Linked DNA regions of Homo sapiens: region 2 is linked to region 1. Evidence: read pairs that join two places in POLR2A ChIA-PET (ENCODE). Cell type or tissue: GM12878. All regions are shown on one strand.

Region 1 (8,000 bases):
CAGCTCCTACAGGGTCCTTCCAAGCTCTGCTGCAAAAAAAAAATTTCCTTGGTACCAAGAAGAATAGAAGATATACCAAGAACTGATCATTATTGTACCATCAATGGCAAAGGAAAGGTAGGAGAGAGTAGCCATCCCAGATTGTTACCCTAAAGGGCAGTGGGGAGAAGCAAATGGCTTTTACTAGAGTAAAGAATCACAGGTCTCAGAATTTGACCCTACCCAGCTGGACTCCAGTGTATGCCATAGCCATGATGCAAAGACGATTTTATTGCATTGTAAATTTTCAACTGTTAAAGGAGGCATTTCCAAGTGTTCAACTGTCTGTGACTGTTTGGAAAAAAACCTATGCTGCAAAAAGAAATTTGTATTCTGTGATTCGATGGATAGTGGTCACCGGTTTAACAGAAGAAAATGTCACTGTCTTCCCTCCCCTACCCCACTTCTTGACCTTCACCCCCACACCCCAGGGAGAGTCCATACATCCCTTCAGAGCACCTTGGCCCACTTGCCCACTTGGAGGGAGACAGTAGAAAGAAGACGTTCTGGTAAGTGGGATTTTTTAAAAAGCTGATATTAAACAAAGGAGTTTAATCATTCTTACCCACAGACTCAAAGAGAAAAACATATAAAGATCAATTTTAACATTAGTTTTAGGTTACAGTGAATTTTAAATTTAATTCTGACATGCTTACAACCATCACCTTCTACACAGGATAGGCTCTGGACTCTCTGCAATCAATATATAAATAGGTTTGATCTAGCAAATCAAGGAAACATTATTCTACATAAATACAGACCAAGAATGTAGAGAAGGAAAAGAATTTCTCCAATAGAAATTTAAAAACTAGAGAAATTTAAAATTGCAACATGAGGAATACAATTTTCTCTCCTTCAGTAATTGAACTGCCTCCTCAGACCTAGTAATAGCTAGTGGCCCTGTGGGCAGCCACTTGACTGGCTTAGAGCTGTTCTAACAGAGAATATAACTTAGAAGGAGGACAAAGAATGAGATGAGTAAGAATTTGGACTAAAACAATCAGCAGATTCAAGTAAGGCAATATACTAAACTAGGTTCTTACTGTGAACTAAACATTCAATTAGGAGCTCTGAGAAGGTCATTCTTTCTATAAATAGTAGAAAACAGGCGGGACGCAGTGGCTCATGCATGTAATCCCAGCACTTTGGGAGGCCAAGACGGGTGGATCACCTGAGGTCAGAAGTTCAAGAGCAGCCTGGCCGACATGGTGAAACTCCCGTCTCTACTAAAAATATAAAAAATTAGCCAGGCGTGTTGGCGGGCGCCTGTAATCCCAGCTACTTGGGAAGCTGAGGCAGGAGAATTGCTTGAACTCAGGAGACGGAGGTTGCAGTGAGCCCAGATCACGCCGTTGCACTCCAGTCTGGGCGACAAGGCGAAACTCTGTCTCACACACACACACACACACACACACACAAACACACACAGTAGAAAATATTAAATTTTTGTGGTGGGCCAGGTGTTGTGCTTAGTGCTATAGACACAAAGGTAAACAAAACACAAGCACAGTTGCTGACCTTATGGTGATTGGTGTCTATTAGGAGGAATATTCTACAAATATAAACAAGCCCACACAGGGAGAGTTTAAGGAAACTGCTTGTGGCCAGCAGCATAATGGCACAAAGAGGGTGGAATACACAAATAAAAATGAAAACTGCAATTTCCAGGTGGATGAGCATTAGAAAGTTTGATTGGGGAAAAGTGTGAGTCTACCATTTCTCGGGTACAAGATTTATGCTTGTGGGCCTTGATCATTAAAGGAGAATGATTAATTCTGGAGGGCCACAACATGAAAGAAAAGGGAAAGATTAAGTTTAGCAACGAAATTAGCAGCATGGCTCAGATAAAGCCTGGAAAGTCATATGCTTTAGGTATGCATGTGCCTGCATTGGTCTGTGAATATCAGAAATATACTTGGACCATGGCACTGAGCACAGCAATTTCCAATAACCCTTTTCACCTTGGTATAGTAGTGAGTATAGCTTTGCCACTGGGGAAACAGATGCTTGGCCTGTCTCAGAGAATTTTGTAACAATTAGAGACATCTCTCATATATGTATTTTATGCATTTCCCAAAACAACAAAAAGCAGTTGGCAATTCTCTCTTCCACTTCATGGTCATGAAGTTATTGGGAAAGAGATTTTTAAATTCTTAAAAATTCCAAGGCACAGCCAGATAAGGTACTACATGTCTCTATAGTTCCAGCTTCTTGGGAGGCTGAGGCAAGAAGATCACTTGAGCTCAGGAGTTGGAGGCCAGCCTGGGCAAAATAGAGAGACTCCCGTCTCTTTAAAAAGAAAAATAAAAAGTCCAAGCCAAATAGGAAAAAAGGTATGAACTCTCTCACTTTACATGCCCCCTGATACAAAACAATTGGAGAAATCATTATCAAGGAGTTCACAAAAACTGTGGAAGACCATGGATGCTGAGCAGGGAATCACCTGCCTTTTGAATTTCCTTCCATGTCAAATAATTGAATTTAACTAAAAGGTTCAAAATCACCAAACATGATCTTAAACATGAAGCTGCTTTAAAAATATTACCTTTGAGGCTGGCTGCAGTGGTTCACCCCTATAATCCCAGCACTTTGGTTAGGCCGAGGCAGGTGGATCACATGAGGTCAGGAGTTCAAGACCAGCCTGGCCAACATGGCGAAACTCCGTCTCTACTAAAAATACAAAAATTAGCCAGGCGTGGTGGCACACATCTGTAATCCCAGCTACTTGGGAGGCTGACACAGGAGAATCACTTGAACCCAAGAGGCTGGAGGCTGGAGGTTGCAGTGAGCAGAGATTGTGCCACTGCACTCCAGCCTGGGCGACAGAGCAAGACTCCATCTCAAAAAAAAAAAAAAAATTGAATTAAAAAAAAACCTTTGAATTGTGGCCATATGATTCATTAATCTCAGCCTTGTAAATTAGGAGGCCAAAATTACACACCCAAAGCTGAGATCCTAGTCAAACCAGTTCTTTGAGTTTCTCTCTCTTTTCTGAGGGAGCTTATGAGTGCTGGTTCCTCGCATTACCCTTTGGGACATTAGAATGACACATATATAGGTCCAGCAGAAGGGAATAAAATAAAACCTGGCTGGTTAAGGGATGATTAAATTCCTTTTCAACCCTTACTGTGAGACCTCCACTCAGAGGAAGCCCTCAATTTAGGATATTTTTCCTTTCTTGTTGAGAAAAGAAGCAAGAGGGAGACAAAAGCAAAGTAATGCTCTTTTTCTTAACACTTTATGAGTATTCTGAATTCTGTGTAATTTAAGCCCAGATTTTTTCACTGAGTGTTATCTTGTTTGTTGTGCCACTTGAAGGTGATACTTGCCATTGCCGATTTATAAATATTTCATAAGCAGCATTTTGTTTAGAATTTCTTGTTGCTTTGGAAAACAAAAAGATACAGGGAAAAAATAAGCTCCTAAACTGTACGAGGTAAAATTTAGGAACTCCTAAAATATATAAGGTAAAAATTAAAAAAAAAAAAAAAAAAGGCCGGGTTCGGTGGCTCACGCCTGTAATCCCAACACTTTGGAAGGCCGAGGCGGGCGGATCACGAGGTCAGGAAATCGAGACCATCCTAACACGGTGGGCTAACACGGTGAAACCCCGTCTCTACTAAAAATACAAAAAATTAGCCAGGCGTGCTGGCGGGCGCCTGTAGTCCCAGCTACTCGGGAGGTTGAGGCAGGAGAATGGCCAGAACCCGGGAGGCGGAGCTTGCAGCGAGCCGAGATCGCGTCACTGCCCTCCAGCCTGGGCGACAGAGCCGGAATGTCTAAAAAAAAAAAAAGAAAGAAAGAAAGAATCAGATAAAGCCGCAATCATACTTAGAAATTTTAACACAATATATATCCCTCAGAAACTAATCAAAAAGCAGAAGAGGGAAGGAAAACAGTAAAGATGTAAAAGTTTTAAACAAAACTATTCCTGAATTTTACCTAACTTACATACGAAGAACACTACACACTTCAATTTTTTTTTTTTTTAACTCTGTTGCCCGGGCTGGAGTGTAGTGGTGGGATCACTGCTCACTGCAGCCTCGACCTCCCCGGGCTCAGTGATCCTCCCGCCTCAGCCTCCGGAGTAGCTGGGAACACAGGCGCCTGCCACCATACCCGGCTAATTTTTTTGTAGAGACGAGTTTTCACTATGTTGCCCAAGCTGATCTGGAACTCCTGGGCTCCAGTGATCCGCCCACTCCAGCCTCCCAAAGTGTTGGAATTATAGGGATGAGCCACCGCGCCCAGTGGCATCTCAACTTCCGAAGACAAGTTTCTTTTTGAAGTATACATGGAACTAAAAACAAAACAAAACAAAACAAAAAAAACTTTTGCCTTGCCGATTTTCAAGTAAGTTTCCAAAATTTGAACAGTCTGAGAGATAAATACTAGGGTCTAGCCACAGTACATTTTGCTAGACATCAATTAGAAATCAAAAATTGTGTTATGTTTAGAAGTTAAAAAGTTTGCGTATGCCGGGGCAGACGGATCACCTGAGGTCAGGAGTTCGAGACCAGCCTGACCAACATGGAGAAACCCCGTCTCTACTAAAAATACAAAATTAGCAGGGTGTGCTGGCGCACGCCTGTAATCCCAGCTACTTGGAAGTCTGAGGCAGGAGAATCGCTTGAACTCGGAGGCAGAGGTTGCGGTGAGCCGAGATTGTGCCATTGCACTCCAGCCTGGGCAAGAAGAGCAAAAGAGCGAAACTCCGTTTCAAAAAAAACAAGAAAGAAAAGAAAGAAAGAAAGAAAGAAAGAAAGAAAGAAAGAAAGAGAGAGAGAGAGAGAGAGGGAGGGAGGGAGGGAGGGAGGGAGGGAGGGAGGGAGGAAGGAAGGAAGAAAGAAAGAAAGAAAGAAAGAAAATGTGCGTATGGTTCCAAGAAGATATCTAAATGGTAATAAAAATTATATTCAAAAGAATGACATTGAAAATAATACTTATGAAATATGTTTCATGCAGTCCAAAATGCACTTGGATGCTTAAACTCTTAAATACATAATTAATAATAAAATAATATCTGAACATCAATAATCTGAGATCCATTGAAAGAAATTAGAAATTAGCAAATTTTATCCAAAGAAATCTTAGGGAAGGAAATGAAGAAGAAAATGGCTGATTTAATGCAATAAAATTGAAACATAAGATGGAGATAAGCAAAAAAAAAAAAAAAAAAAAAAAAAAAAAAAAAAAAAAAGCCAAAATTTAGTTTGGAAAAAAATAACTAATAAAGTTGCAAAATGCTTGGCTAAACTGATTGAGTTTATCCAAGAAGGCACAAGTAACTGATCTCTGATATAGAAAATGGAGAATGGGAGGTCTAACAAATAAAAAAGAAGATGCAGCAAGGCAAGAAGTGAGGATGAGCTCCACTAAGCTTCCAAGGCAGTGATAGAATTCCCCTAGGAATTCCTTAAAAAGTACTCAACTGTGGCTAGCATTCCTTTGCATTATTTAACCATAATTAATTATAATGCATAATTCCAATGCATTATTTAACCATAGTTGTTAATCACACAATGTGATTCTGCACCTGAGCTGATTATCTTTCCGTGCTCTGAATATAGTAACACCCTCACTTTCTTTTCAGTACCTCTTGCCTCATCATCGTCCTGGACACCTGGACAAGCCAGTCTGGCTTGACGTCGTCAGTTCGTTTTTATATGATTTCAAGGAAAATTGCCTTACTTAATATATTTAATTGCTTAGTTGTTTGCTTAATAAAGCCCAAGTTATTCCCATCTTGGCGACCATATCTGAGTCTTTGCTTTCACTTGTATTTGATCCTGGATTTCCTGGAATTTCCTTTTCTGTATGAATGAGGATGTTTACTTTACTGAAGTAGATCCCTAACAAGGGAACAATTCTGTGAGACACAAACACTCCTAGCAACAATTTTTAAGGAAAGCTGCCTTCAAAACAGGGCATCGATTGCAGGAAACATGATAGCATCACCTTGGCTTTTCTTGGGGGTAAAACACCAGTAAGACTCTGGTGGAATTACCTTTTTTTTTTTTTTTTTTTCAAATAAGTACACATTTTCCTCATTGTTTCAGGAAGGTGGCGGAGTATTTTTAGTGGGCATATAAAGAGAAAAAGTCTGATCAGGTTGGAACAACCAGGCTTCTTCCTGGAAGACAAAGTCAGGATATCCCATCTGATAAGGTGTTATATCCCTTTTGCAAAGGGAAACGTTATCGTAGTCGGCAGGATTCGAACCTGCGCGGGGAAACCCCAATGGATTTCTAGTCCATCGCCTTAACCACTCGGCCACGACTACACAAAGAATGCTTTGCCCATTAGCATAAGTCACTGTACTGAACTTTAGCTCTCTTGGAAAGGTCAAATTTTCTGCCAGAAATTGTATTTGCTGTCAATGTTTCTTATTCTTTGGCATTAGTTAGATGATTATCATGCTGTTGTTTCAAACTGACAAGTAACACTTTATCCTCAGACCTGGGAGGACCCCTTATTCTGACGTTCTGACAGAAGGAGACTAAGCAGGATGCATTCCCAGAGATCAAGCTTCCTGCTCCTTCAGGGGATGGGGATGCAGGAGACACCCGCAACAACTGGGACACGCTCTAACATTCGCTGCAAATTTCTGAGTTATAGCGACAATTTGAACAACTTCAAATGGCCATTGATGTTTGACTTTTAAAATAAATTTTGGAAGATCCATAGAATGGAAGATTCTGCAACTGATAAAAGGAATGAGGTGCACTTCTATAATGCTTATGTGAAATGTACTCCAGGATATACTTTTAGCAAAATAATGTTAGTCACTGACATGTATATAAGACCTCACATTTTGCAAAATACCCTCATTTATATATTTGGCCTCACTTAGTCTTTACATCATAAATAAGGAAATGAGGGGCTAAGATGAGAATGCAAACCTACACAGCACCTGAGAATTAGATTTAGATCAGTAACCTACACCTCTTAGATGATGTTCACTGCTCTTTGCTCATGGACTCTATTTGTGCCTTCAGCATTATTTCTAAGTGCTCTACAGGAGCAAAATCAACAAGATTTTAAACATGTTTCTCAGGTATCCATTTATGAAACTAAACCGGTAAGCAGTGTATGCCAACAGTAAGCCTTAAAAGGGCGAGGCAATTGTCATCATCCAATATTTGTCAGTAAGCCAAACTGTCATTTCTCTATGTACCAGGATGTTACCTTTTAAGGAGGAGTACTCCACAAATATGAAATATGCAACTGGGGGAAAATTAGCTGATCCTAACCATTTTGTAGTATCTGAAGCAAGAATCAACCTTATTAATTTACCTAGATTTATCCTGACATTTATGTGTTTTCATCTTTTTGCATTTTTCTGTGCTGGACTCTCCTTAAGATTTTTGGAAACCTGTGTTCTGAATTCCTCCCTTTCCCTGGGCTAGAGTGGCTGGAGGCTTTGGCTCTTGGGAATGGTCTCGCGTCCTTCACCAGAACTTACGGGAATCATGTTTGGCTGAAGAGTCGGAGACCTCTCCAGAGTCATCTTTTCCAGTTAGGATAGAAACGAGCCCCCCTCCTCACCTCGCAAGCCCGCGCCAGTCCAGTTTTAGCCGTTCTTTTGGAAGAGCAAGTCAGTTGAACGCCATCGAAGAGGCTCCTGATTTAGATATTAATTGTGCTTAAATGCAGATGACTCCCCACTCTCATGCGTTCCCTTATTTCCCGTTGCTTCTCCCATTGGCATTTACAGACTTGAGGTTGCTTGGACTCTCAATTCAATACTCCTTTTCTGCGGGTTCGTGAGAATTAGGTGTGAACGTGATGTCCGCGGATATCAGTGGCTAGTGGGCAAGCTCCAGCGCCCAGGAACTTTGAGTCGCTTGTCTAGGAGTCCTGTATTGAATTGCAACACTAAGTGCAATATTCTGGTTCTTGTTGTGTTCTGAAAGAGCTCTTTCACTCATGAGGAGAGACCTGCACGAGACTGTGAAGAC
Region 2 (8,000 bases), 320 kb before region 1:
TTTCACCATGTTGGCCAGGCTGGTGTCGAACTCCTGACCTCAAGTGATCAACCTGCCTCCCAAAGTGCTGGGATTACAGGCGTAAGCCACGGCGCCCGGCCTGGGAGATGTTTCTTAATGTCTTTTCTGTTGCATAAAGTATGAAATTATTTTCTCTGTAAGGATTCTTTGGTTATGTTTCTTTTGTTATGGTTCTTTGGAGAATGAAATGGAAAACATATGATGTGTACCTCAAGAAAGTATTCCATTTTCTTTTTCATTATCTCAAAATTTTTAAAGTATTTGGATCTCTGATCACTGTTCCACACAAAGCATCAGTATCCAACACAAGTATGTTTAAAAAATGAAATTATTTAATGAATGAGCAGATGCACCGACTGCATAAATTAATGAAGCTTTCACAAGTGCAATAGACACAAGGGGGCGGTGGCTCACGCTTGTAATCCCAGCACTTTGGGAGGCCGAGGCGGGCGGATCACCTGATGTCAGGAGCTGGAGACCAGCCTGGCCGACATGGTGAAACCCCGTCTCTACTAAAAATACAAAAATCAGCCGGGAGTGGTGGCGCGCGCCTGTAATCCCAGATACTCAAGAGGCTGGGGCAGGAGAATCGCTTGAACCCGAGAGGCGGAGGTTGCAGTGAGCCGAGATCGCGCCAGTGCACTCTAGACTGGGCGAGAGAGCAGGACTCTGTCTCATTAAAAAACAAAAACAAAAACAAAAAGCGGGTACATCAATGATAGATAATCGACAGACGCAGACTGAGTGGCCAGTAGTCAAAAGCGCAACCGAGGGCCAGTGGCGCAATGGATAACGCGTCTGACTACGGATCAGAAGATTCTAGGTTCGACTCCTGGCTGGCTCGGGTGTTAATCTTGGCTTTTTTTTTTTTTTTTTTTAAGAAAAATATCCTGTGTGTTTTCAAACTGATGACAGAAACCGGTTCTTAAAGTCCTTTGAAAGAAAATTCATCTGATCTGGCTCTTCACCTTGCACCGTACTGCTGCACATCACAATCGTGACCTTTAAGTCTGGTTTAAAGTTAAGTATCAAACTGAAATTTGAGACCTTAAGTCTCTTCGGAAATTGCTTTTTTTCTTTTTTTTTTTGAGACGGAGTCTCGCTCTGTCGCCCAGGCTGGAGCGCACTGGCTGCATCTCGGCACACTGCAACCTCTGCCTCCCGGGTTCAAGCAATTCTCCTGCCTCAGCCTCCCAAATAGCTGGTACTACAGGCTGACGCCGCCAGGCCTGGCTAATTTTTTGTATTTTAGTAGAGACAGGGGTTTCACCGTGTTGCCCAGGCTGGTCGCAAACTCCAGATCTCAGGCAATTCGCCCTCCTTGGCCTCCCCAAAGTGCTGGGATTACAGGCGTGAGCCACCGCGCCCGGCCTGGAAATTGCATTTTTTAAATCTCCCCTTTCTTTTTTTTTCCCAACTGATACTGAGAAATGGGTTGGTTCAAAGAGATCTCTGGAAAGACAACTCAAAAAATTCAAACATTCGACAACAAAAAGAAGTAAAGTTCTAGGCCGGGCATGGTGGCTCACGTCTGTAATCCCAGCACTTTGAGAGGCCGAGGAGGGCGGATCACCTGAGGTCAGGAGTTCGAGACCAGCCTGGCCAACACAGCTCTACTAAGCATGGCTCTACTAAAAATACAAAAATTAGCCAGACATGGTAATGCGCGCCTGTAATCCCAGCTACTCGGAAAGTTGAGGCAGGAGAATCTCTTGAACCCGGGAGGTGGAGGTTGTAGTTAGCCGAGATGGCGCCACTGCACTCCAGCCTGGGCTGTAGAGCGAGACACTGTCTCAAAATAAATAAATAAAATAAAATAAAATAAAGTTACAATACGTGCTACAAAGTGAATGAACCTTGAAAATATTATGCTAAGGAAAAGAAGCCAAACACGAAAAGCTACATATTGTATGATTCAATTTATAGAAAATGTCTAGAATAGACAAATCTGTAAAGGTAGAAAGTGTTAATATTTGCCAGGGGCTGGAGAAAGAGGGGAATGAGTACGGAGTTTGTTTGGGATGATGAGAATGGTTTGAAATTAGATAATGGTGATAGTTGCACAAGTCTGTGAATACACTAAAAAGCAGTGAATTGTACACCTTCAAAAGTTGGATTTTATGTTATGTTAATTATATCTTAATTTTTTAAATCCAAATTTAAAAAACAATATTGACCTACCGACTTTTTTTCTTTTCTTTTGAGTCTGGATCTCCCTTTGTCGCCCAGGCTGGAGTGCAGTGGCTCCATCTCGGCTTACTGCAACGTCCGCCTCCAGGTGTAAGCCATTCTCGTGCCTCAGCCTCCGGAATAGCTGTGACTACAGGTGTCCGCCGCCACCCCCGGCTAATTTTTGTATTTTTAGGCGGGGCGTGGTGGCTCACGCCTGTAATGCCAGCACTTTGGGAGGCCGAGGCGGGCGGATCACTTGAGGTCAGGAGTTTGAGACCAGCCTGACCAACGTGGTGAAACCCTGTCTCTGTTAAAAATACAAAAATTAGCCAAGCGTGGTTGTGGGCGCCAGTAATCCCAGCTACCCGGGAGGCTGAGGCAGGAGAATCGCTTGAACCCGGGAGGCAGAGGTTGCAGGGAGCCGAGATCGCGCGACTGCACTCCAGCTCGGCCCACAAGAGCGAAACCCGCCAAAAACAAAACAAAACAAAACAAAACAAAACAAAAAAGTAGAAAGGAAGGAAGGAAATTTTGAGTAGAGACGGGGTTTCGCCATGTTGGTCAGGTTGGTCTCGAACTCCTGAACTGAAGTGATCCGCCCGCCTCAGCCTCCCAAAGTACAGGGGTTACAGGCCTGAGCTACCGCGACCGACCGACATTTTTCTTTTTTCTTTTTTTTACTTTGTTTTTGTTTTTGTTTTTTTGGTTTTTTGTTTTTTTCAGACGGAGTGTTGCCCTGTTGCCCAGGCTGGACTGGAGTGCAGTAGCAGGATGTCAACTCACTGCAGCCTCTGTCTCCCGATTTCCAGCGATTCTCCTGCCTCAGCCTCCCGGGTAGCTGGGATTACAGCAGTATGCCACCGCGCTCGGCTAATTTCTTATTTATTTATTTATTTATTTTTGGTATATTTAGTAGAGATGGGGTTTCGCCATTTTGGCCATTATGGTCTCGAACTCCTGACCTCAGGTGATCCGTCCGCCTCGGCCTCCCAAAGAGCTGGGATTACAGGCGTGAGCCGCCGCCCAACCACTTTTTTTAGTATTTTAAATCAAGTATCTTTTTGTTTGTTTGTTTCTTCTGTGCCTATGCTTACCCAGACAGTTTCTTCATTTATTTTCCCCCGCCTTGGGCAGGCTTCCACTCTTCAGACCCTTTCCTGCACAACTTTGTCCCTGAGCATAGGTCCTGGACGTAAAAGAAGGGACATCGTCTGGAGAAATATTGAATTAAGAAAGGCGCGGCTGTGAAGAATAGAAATCAGTGTCTCCCTTAGTCTCTCAGTTCGGCGATCTTGGTAATGCCCTGTCCCATGCCTGCTAACGCGATTCAGCCTCGATATCCCCGTCCAGTCCCACGATCGCACCAAGAAGAGCTTGCGAGCCTTCCTGCTACATACTGACATTAAGAAACCGGACTTGAAAGGGATCCCAGACAAACGTTAAACATGCAACAAGAGGGATAGGGTGTAAGGAAGAGAATCCTTGGGGCGGTGTCTGATAAAACAGATGGCTCTCCTTTCCAGGTGTTTCTGAATTTGATCCCCGACGCCTGGGGCATCGTGGAGGAACTTGCATAGGAAATCAAGGTGTCGCAGGAAAGAGAACACGCACAAGCAAAAGATACCTTAATTTGTAGTATACTCAATATTTATCGTACAGAAGTGTATCGACGATAGACAATGTGCGATGTGATGGGTGCTGGGAACTTAACGAACTCTCCACGCGCCTAGACCTCATTGGATCCACTTTCTCTTGGGCTGTGAGCCGGTAAAAAAAAAAGGGGTGGATGTGGAGGACGGTCCAAAGGATTCGGAGCTCCTTAAAATGCTACTCAAACTTTATTTAGCGCGCTGGAGAATCCCTGAGAAGGAGTATTATACCCAGTTTTCCGGGACTTACCTCCAGTGATTCTACGTCGATTCTTTGATGAGGCCCATTAATTTTTAGCTGGGTGATGCCGACCAGACTGTAAGTAGCACTGTATTCGTGCATTTTCTTTTATCGCCCACTTTTTGCAACTAACACCAACAGAGAACTTCCACGGTAGAAGGTGAAAAATTGAGCGTCTACCGGGAGTGGGACTCACAATCTTATGTTACTGGGCTTTAACCAACCGAGGTAATTCCCTTCTACTTTCAAGATTTTTATTTTTGTTTTCGTGTTTAATAAACGTGTAGATTTCGTCGCATTGTTTTGTTCTGTTCTGTGGCGGCTTTTTCATAGAAAGACAACACCAACCTGGGCATGGTGGCGTGACTCTGTAACTATACTCAGAAGGCTGAGGCGGGAGAATCGCTTAAGGCCTGCAATTGAAGGCCAACTTGGACAACAGAATGAGACCCTCGTCTCCAATAAAATACACAATTTTTTTGAAAAAGACAACATCTCCCCCTTAAACAAAACATTCTCTTCTGAAAATGCATTCTCTTAATCTCCTTTCTTTTACTGATACTGAGAAAGGGGTTGGCTGAAAGAGATCTCTGGAAAGACAACTCAAAAAAATCAAATAAAGAGTACTATTTGGCGGGGTGCGATGGCTCACGCCTGTAATGCCAGCACTTTGGGAGGCTGAGGCAGGTGGATCACCTGAGGTCAGGAGTTCGACACCAGCCTGGCCAACATGGTGAAACCCCATCTCTACTAACAATACAATAATTAGCCTTGTGTAGTAGCAGCCACCTGTAATCCCAGCTACTTAGGAGGCTGAGGCAGGAGAATCACTTGAACCTGGGAGGCGGAGGTTGCAGTGAGCTGAGATCACCCCATTGCATTCCAGCCTGGGCCATAAGAGCGAAACTCCATCTCAAAAAAAAAAAAAAGTATTATTTATCTATAAAAAGAAATGAAATTCTAATACAAGCTATGACATGAATGAACATTGAAAATATTATACTAAGAAAAAGAAGCCTTTGACCTTTGATATGATAAGCAGATTGGGACCCCATCCCACTCCACTGAAAAAACTACAGAGATTGTATTTGAAGATAAAATACTTTCTTTTCTCCTGAGTATTCTAGAGCAGCACTGTCCACAACAGCCACTCACACATATTTCAAAAACATAGTACAAAAACAGAAAGAAAGAAAAAAGAATTCTCATATTTTCTTGATAACATGTTTAAATGATAATATTTGGAGTTAAAATATATTAGAAGTAGCTGGGCACAGTGGTATGCTCTTGTAATCCCAGCTATTCCAGAGGCTGTGGAAAGGGGAATTTCCTGAACCTAGGAGTTTGAGACCAACGCGGGCAATACAGCGAGCCCCCTTCTCTTAAAAAAAATAAAATTAAATTAATTTCACTTGTTTAACTTTACTTTCTTAGTATTACTAGAAAACTTAAAATTACCCACTATATGATATTATATGTTAACTCATATCTTCTTGTGGTTATTGATGTGGTAACATCAGTAAAGTGCTATCAATTTACCAGGGGCACAGTGCCTTTGAGCAGACTCCAGACTCTATAATGCTGTCATATTGCATTTGTTTTTCATCAATAAATACATATGTTCTTCTCTTAAACCAATTTCTTTTTTTCTGTGTGTGTGTGTGTGTGTGTGTGTGAGAGAGAGAGAGAGAGAGAGAGAGAGAGAGAGACGGAGTCTTGCTGTCGCCCAGGCACTCCATGGCAAAATCTCAGCTCACTGCAACCTCCGCCTCCTGGGTTCAAGAGGTTCTCCTGCCTCAGCCTCCCGAGTAGCTGGTATTACAGGCGCCCACCACCATTCCCAGCTAATGTTTGTGTTTTTTAGTAGAGATGGGGTTTCACCATGTTGATAAGGCTGGTCTCAAACTCCTGGCCTCAGGTGATCCACCTGCCTCAGCTTCCCAAATTGCTGGGATTACAGATGTGAGCCACCGTGCCCAGCCTCTCTTAAACCAATTTCTAGGGTGCAAAAATGGTAAACTCCTCATACTAAATTTCTTTTCCTGATTTTCTTTTTTCATTCAAGAGAGATCTATGGGTTGGCTAAAGAGCTTGCTTAGTAAACTGAAGATCCTGGATTTCAGTTTGGTAGGGCTTTCTATAGGCTTTGTAATTTTTACAAGTGTAGCTCTATCTTTGTTGCATACAGTTTAAGGAATTCATTCTTGATGACATCTGTGTTATTCATTTGTTATATGCTGTGGAAAACTAAAAAGCCTGAGGTCTAGTTCATCAATTTAGTTTTTGAGGGTGGCAGGAAGTCTTTAAGGAAGAAAGGAGGAAAGACTGGATGGAATATGCTACATGATGGAAGCCGCATGAACAATCATTCCCTACATGGCATGACTAAAGCACTGTCAATTATTTATTGGGAACAAAAAAATTTTAGAATTTTCAGGTCTGGTGCGGTGGCTCATGCCTGTAATCCCAGCACTTTGGGAGGCCGAGGCTGGTGGATCACTTGAGGTCAGGAGTTCGTGACCAGCCTGGCCAACATGGTGAAACCTGTCTTTACTAAAAATACAAAAATTAGCCAGGCATGGTGGTGGGCACCTGTAATCCCAAGCTACTCAGGAGGCTGAGGCAGGAGAATCACTTGAACCCAGGAGGCAGAGGTTGCAGTGAGCCGAGATGGCAGCCCCTGCACTCCAGCCTGGGAGCAAGACTCTGTCTCAAAAAAAAAAAATTAGTGTTTTCATCTGATGACAATTTCCTTGTCCTATACAATAAGATTACCAATGATTTCTTTTGCAATCATTGAATATTTTGTCTTTTATCTATGACTTTACCATTTGAGAACACGCAATAAGAACTCCAGTAGTTACTGGAAATCAATTTTGTATGATTTTCAATTACAAAATTTCAATTTTGTATGATCTCCACAAAAATTGTTTTTTTTTGTTTGTTTGTTTGTTTGTTTTTTGAGAGGGAGTTTCGCTCTTGTTCCCCAGCCTGGAGTGCAATGGCGCGATCTCAGCTCAACCAACCTCCGCCTCCCGGATTTAAAGTGATTCTCCTGTCTCAGCCTCCCAAGTAGCTGGGATTACAGGTGCCCACCACCATACCCAGTTAATTTTTTTTTTTCTGTTTTTAGTAGAGACGGGGTTTTGCCATGTTGGTCAGGCTAGTCTCGAATTCTTGTCCTCAGGTGATCCACCTGCCTTGGTCTCCCAAAGTGCTGGGATTACAGGTGTGAGCCACTGCACCCGCCTCCACTTTCTTTTCTCCACTTTCATGGAAGTCAATAGAATGGAGCTGGACACTGGAGAAGTTGAGAGGTCTGCAGGAGCTGCTGGAACCAGAAAGCAAAACTCTTTTCCTCCTGCAAAGTCTCTCCAGCACCCACACCTGACAAAATTCAGTGCCAGCTGGCACAAGAAAAAAAAAAATTAAAGGGCCCAGATCCCATTTCAAAAAGCAGTCTAAAAGGATGAATTGCAGGTTGAAACGTAAAAAAAGCAATCATGCGCACAGATGGCTCCATAATGAGCAAGATCGCAGAGCAGTGCCCCCAAACAGTATCTTCCAACTCATAACACACTGAAAACTGCTAAGTAGGTACCATCAATTATGCACTTTTAAATAGTGAGTGATCCATATATGTGCTGTTGTCTTTTTCTTCTGTTCTTTTTGGGTTTTTTGTTTTTTGTTTTTGAGAGACAGAGTCTTGCTCTGTCACCCAGGCAGGAGTGCAGTGGCAGGATCTCACCTCACTGCAACCTCCGCCTTTCTGATTCAAGCGATTATCCTGCCTCGACTTCCCAAGTAGCTGGAATCACAGGCACCCGCCACCATGGCCAGCTAATTTTTGTATTTTTCTTAGTAGAGACGAGGTTTCACTATGTGTTAGCCAGGCTGGTCTTGAACTCCTGAGCTCA

The links. Peaks named below come from ENCODE experiments on the same cell type or tissue, not always from the same donor. Only the 100,000 strongest peaks of a DNase experiment are listed, where the experiment ranks them.
Region 2: POLR2A ChIA-PET joins it to region 1 with 15 read pairs; 3 of 35 experiments call an interaction of 5 or more read pairs at or near these places.

Annotation. Positions count from the first base shown.
Region 1 is chr6:27,535,535-27,543,534 of GRCh38, forward strand. It overlaps TRS-AGA1-1 (tRNA-Ser (anticodon AGA) 1-1), which reads right to left and starts at 6,322; the gene lies at 6,241-6,322. RefSeq lists a silencer at 6,300-6,349. In GM12878, no CTCF peak of the experiment used is centred here; no DNase peak of the experiment used is centred here.
Region 2 is chr6:27,214,381-27,222,380 of GRCh38, forward strand. TRR-ACG2-3 (tRNA-Arg (anticodon ACG) 2-3) reads left to right here and starts at 793; the gene lies at 793-865. LOC124901293 (a long non-coding RNA gene) reads left to right here and starts at 3,286. Exons shown (of 2, transcript XR_007059536.1): 1 at 3,286-3,488; 2 at 3,717-4,381. RefSeq lists an enhancer at 763-1,263. In GM12878, no CTCF peak of the experiment used is centred here; no DNase peak of the experiment used is centred here; H3K4me3 peaks cover 772 bases.